Linked DNA regions of Homo sapiens: region 2 is linked to region 1. A link is an interaction called in ENCODE POLR2A ChIA-PET data of the cell type or tissue named here. Cell type or tissue: PC-9. All regions are shown on one strand.

Region 1 (2,500 bases):
TGCAGCGTGTGAGCTTCCAAATAAGCCGCCATTTCTTTGGAAAACGCACGCACTTAGGCATGGCGATCTCCTGTTCCGTTAGGAAATACGGTTATGTTGACATTATGGTTACTGTGCTTGTGGTTTTGCAATAAACATGTATTGAAAGCACTTGTGATAACGTGGTCCGCATTTTGTTTTTAATCAAACTCCAAATGGCAGTAGAAGTGGAGCCAAAGCTTCCTGAGCGTTCGGGCAGCAAGATGTGGTGAGAAAAAAAATACGAGTAAGGAAGCAGAGGCGGCTGGGCCAAATCCTTCTCCTCCGCAGCAAGCCCGGAGACGGGGATTCCGTTGTCTCTTTTGGAAATCCCCTGTCCTCATTCATTTAAAAAACATAAAATCAGGGAGGGAGATAATTACATTTACCTTTGCCTGGATTTTATGGTGTTGGAATAGAGTGAGGAGCACAAAGCTCCTGGCACATTTTGATTGCCTCATACGTGTTCCTGGCCTTCTTCCCTCCCTTCCCTCTTGAGTCTTCAGCGTCTATTCAATGAATGCTGGTTGGGTGAACACACAGTGTACCTATCTTAATGCCATATAGGAAACAGAATTCTTACCCTGATTTTTAAAAATAATTTTTCCATCATAAAATAATACACAGGGCCAGGCACATGCCTGTAATCGCAACACTTTGGGAGGCAGAGGCAAGAGGATAGCTTGAGCCCAGGAGTTCAAGGCTGTAGTGAGCAGTGACCCTGCTACTGTACTCCAGCCTAGGTGACAGAGTGAGACACTGTTTAAAACAAAAAACAGCTATTAAAGACTTTTAAATACAGAAAAGTGTAATGCTTTCTTCTTGCTGTAAATGTCTTTTAATATAGTACAGATTGTACTGTGTTTTTGTTTTATATTCTTAACATTATATCCTGAACATTTTCCCATAACAAGGAAACATAATTTAAAATTTCATTTTATTGTGGGACATTAGGTTGTTCCTGAGGAGATCGATTCTGGGGAATACCCATTGTATATTTATCCTAGTTTCTGATGATTTTGTTAGAAAAGATAACCAGAAAGCACGTTACTTTGTTCAGATATGAAGACTTTAGCTCCCGATATGTGTCCCCAGGTTAGTTCTTTAGCCAGCCCCGTAGGGTCTACTAGCAAATGAATGCATTTCAGGATTCTGCTCAGGTGAGAAGGGTGACAGGAGAGTGAGTCACACTGACCTCTTCCCCTTCCTGTTCTTTACTTACAAACCACATGCCCTCGGCATGAATGGGCCCTATTTCACCTCTTTAGTTCTTTCTTATATAAAACACTGGACCTGATAGCGGGGTGCAGTGGCTCACGCCTGTAATCCCAACATGTTGCGAGGTCAAGACAGGAGGATCGCTTGAGGTCAGGACTTAAAGACCAGCCTGGTCTCCACCAAAATAAAAAAACACACACACATGACTTGATGATCTTTAAGACCATTCAATTCTTAATTCTAGCAAAAGACAGAAAGGAGACGATGTAGGAAGGGCTGGAGGGAGGGAGGCAAATTCTCATTTGGATATAAATGGAGATGGGGAGGCCCTATAAGGGATACTTTCGTTTTTCACTAGTGGTGTCTTAGAGAGTTGTTTCATGCATAATTTATTGGATGAGTATCATTTGTTCCCTAAAGGATGCTAGGTTATATTTTTGAATTTTGTCAACAAAGCAATTTTTATGAAGCTGAAGATCATATTTTTCACATTTACTTTGACATATCCGTGACTCAGATTGCGGAAACAGGCCTGAACCCCCAGTGCTTCTTAGCTCAGTAACAGTGGTGATAATTTTGGGTGCTTGCTCTATGCCTGATACTGTTCCAAGCACTTTCCATGCCTCAGCCTCACAGCAAACCCGGAGTAGGTTCTATTATTAGCTCCATTTTGCATCAGAGGAGAAAACTGCCCCAGGTCAAATAGCTGGTGTGTGGGGTGGAGCTGGGTTTGAGCCCAGGCCATGTGGCTGCTGCAGAGGCCCGGGCTCTAACCAGGAAACAGTAGGTGCTGGGTAGCTCTTTATCCAAATGTGGAGGGAAGGGGGTTTTCCGAGGGCCATGGATTTGTACAGGCTGCCCTTTGTGCTACACGAAGTCCTTTAATCAATTTACTCTTCTCAGAACCCCTGCGAGGTAGGTGTCACCACCCCCATGTCACGCAGCACACAGCTGCTCAGTAAATAGTGGGGCTGGAGTTCGGAAGTCCACGGTCATCCCTCAGCATCAGGGGCCCTTGGATCAGGGCAAGGGGCACAAGAGGCTCACAAGCACGAGAGACTGAAGGAAAGCAAGAACTGCCTTTCCTAAAACTGATCTAAGACAGCGCCTGCTGACAGGAGGTCACGGCTGTGTTCCGCTTCCCGCTTCCCCTTTCACCTGCTCCCTGTTCCCACTTCACAAGCAACAGATGCATCTCTCACACCTAGCAGCACTGCTGCGGAGGTCCTGGATGTAAAAAATAAAAATAAAAAAACTAATAGTA
Region 2 (2,500 bases), 150 kb before region 1:
AGTAATCCACTGGGGATCTTGGAATATATCCCCCGAGGATAAGGAGATACTACTGTATTTAGGAATAAACATTTAAAAGAAATGTGCAAAGCTTATGTGAGGAAAACTTTAAAACACAGCTGTAAAAACAAAAACAAACAAAACTGAACTTGGATACATGGAAAGGCACCTAATTTGTGGACAGAACAATTCAACATCATAAAGCTCAGATAAAATTTAATATGGATCAAAAAAAAAATCAAAAGGTTTTTTTTTTTTTTCCTAAAGCTAGACAAGCTGATTTTAAAGAACACATTAAAAAAACAGAGGCAAGAATAGCCAGAAAAACCCTGCAAAACAAAGCAATGGTCAGTCCTACTGATGTTAAAACATAAGACCTCACTAAATAAATAGGCAGAAAGACCAATGGACAAAATAGACCCAGATATGTTCAGGTATCTAGTATATGATTAAACAGACATTTCAAATCATGAAGGGAAAACAAACTGTAAAATAAATGATGGTCCTGACAATCCTATTACCATTTTGGAAAAGATAAAATTAGATCTCAGCTCTCTCCTCTCTCCTCTCTCCTCTCTCTCTCCTCTCCCCTCTCCCCTCTCCCCACGGTCTCCCTCTCCCTCTCTTTCCACGGTCTCCCTCTGATGCCGAGCCGAAGCTGGACTGTACTGCTGCCATCTCGGCTCACTGCAACCTCCCTGCCTGATTCTCCTGCCTCGGCCTGCCGAGTGCCTGCGATTGCAGGCGCGCGCCGCCACGCCTGGCTGGTTTTCGTATTTTTTTGGTGGAGATGGGGTTTCACTGTGTTGGCCGTGCTGGTCTCCAGCTCCTAACCGCGAGTGATCTGCCAGCCTCGGCCTCCCGAGGTGCTGGGATTGCAGACGGAGTCTCGTTCACTCAGTGCTCAATGGTGCCCAGGCTGGAGTGCAGTGGCGTGATCTCGGCTCGCTACAACCTCCACCTCCCAGCCGCCTGCCTTGGCCTCCCAAAGTGCCGAGATTGCAGCCTCTGCCCGGCCGCCACCCCATCTGGGAAGTGAGGAGCATCTCTGCCTGGCCGCCTATCGTCTGGGATGTGAGGAGCCCCTCTGCCCGGCTGCCCAGTCTGGAAAGTGAGGAGCATCTCTGCCCGGCCGCCATCCCATCTAGGAAGTGAGGAGTGCCTCTTCCCGGCTGCCATCCCATCTAGGAAGTGAGGAGCGTCTCTGCCCGGCCGCCCATCGTCTGAGATGTGGGGAGCGCCTCTGCCCGGCCGCGACCCCATCTAGGAAGTGAGGAGCGTCTCTGCCCGGCCGCCCCGTCTGAGAAGTGAGGAGACCCTCCGCCTGGCAACCGCCCCATCTGAGAAATGAGGAGCCCCTCCGCCCGGCAACCACACCGTCTGGGAAGTGAGGAGCGTCTCCGCCCGGCCAGCCGCCCTGTCTGGGAGGGAGGTCGGGGGGGTCAGCCCCCCTCCCGGCCAGCCGCCCCGTCTCGGAGGGAGGTGGGGGTCAGCCCCCTGCCCGGCCAGCCGCCCCGTCCGGGAGGGAGGTGGGGGGTCAGCGCCCCGCCCGGCCAGCCGCCCCATCTGGGAGGGAGGTGGGGGGGTCAGCCCCCCGCCCGGCCAGCCGCCCCGTCCGGGAGGTGAGGGGCGCCTCTGCCCAGCCGCCCCTACTGGGAAGTGAGGAGCCCCTCTGCCCGGCCAGCCGCCCCGTCCCGGAGGGAGGTGGGGGGGTCAGCCCCCCGCCCGGCCAGCCGCCCCGTCCGGGAGGTGAGGGGCGCCTCTGCCCAGCCGCCCCTACTGGGAAGTGAGGAGCCCCTGTGCCCGGCCGCCACCCCGTCTGGGAGGTGTACCCAACAGCTCATTGAGAACGGGCCATGATGACAATGGCGGTTTTGTGGAATAGAAAGGGGGGAACGGTGGGGAAAAGATTGAGAAATCGGATGGTTGCCGTGTCTGTGTAGAAAGAAGTAGACATGGGAAACTTTTCATTTTGTTCTGTACTAAGAAAAATTCTTCGGCCTTGGGATCCTGTTGATCTGTGACTTTACCCCCAACCCTGTGCTCTCTGAAACATGTGCTGTGTCCACTCAGGGTTAAATGGATTAAGGGTGGTGCAAGATGTGCTTTGTTAAACAGACGCTTGAAGGCAGCGTGCTCGTTGAGAGTCATCACCACTCCCTAATCTCAAGTACCCAGGGACACAAACACTGCGGAAGGCCGCAGGGTCCTCTGCCTAGGAAAACCAGAGACCTTTGTTCACTTGTTTATCTGCTGACCTTCCCTCCACTATTGTCCTATGACCCTGCCAAATCCCCCTCTGTGAGAAACACCCAAGAATGATCAATTAAAAAAAAAAAAAGAAAAAAAAATTAGATCTCAAACTTATACTATATCCTAGTGAAAAACTTCCAAATGGATAAGAGATCGAAATGCAAAAAACATGAAACAATCTAAATTCTAACACAAAACATTGGTGAATTCCTTTATGACCTGGAAAGGGTCATATGACCTTGGTTTC

Evidence for each region. Peaks named below come from ENCODE experiments on the same cell type or tissue, not always from the same donor. Only the 100,000 strongest peaks of a DNase experiment are listed, where the experiment ranks them.
Region 2: POLR2A ChIA-PET joins it to region 1 with 15 read pairs; 3 of 35 experiments call an interaction of 5 or more read pairs at or near these places.

The regions. Positions count from the first base shown.
Region 1 is chr3:122,892,267-122,894,766 of GRCh38, forward strand. It overlaps LINC02035 (long intergenic non-protein coding RNA 2035), which reads left to right. Exons shown (of 1, transcript NR_024618.1): 1 at 1-150. Among named protein-coding and RNA genes, the nearest start is that of LINC02035, 7.0 kb to the left of the region's middle. In PC-9, no CTCF peak of the experiment used is centred here; DNase peaks (open chromatin) are centred at 1,215 and 1,965; H3K4me3 peaks cover 493 bases; H3K27ac peaks cover 1,861 bases.
Region 2 is chr3:122,746,052-122,748,551 of GRCh38, forward strand. The region is part of intron 6 of HSPBAP1 (HSPB1 associated protein 1); the gene reads right to left. Among named protein-coding and RNA genes, the nearest start is that of HSPBAP1, 47 kb to the right of the region's middle. In PC-9, no CTCF peak of the experiment used is centred here; no DNase peak of the experiment used is centred here; H3K27ac peaks cover 183 bases.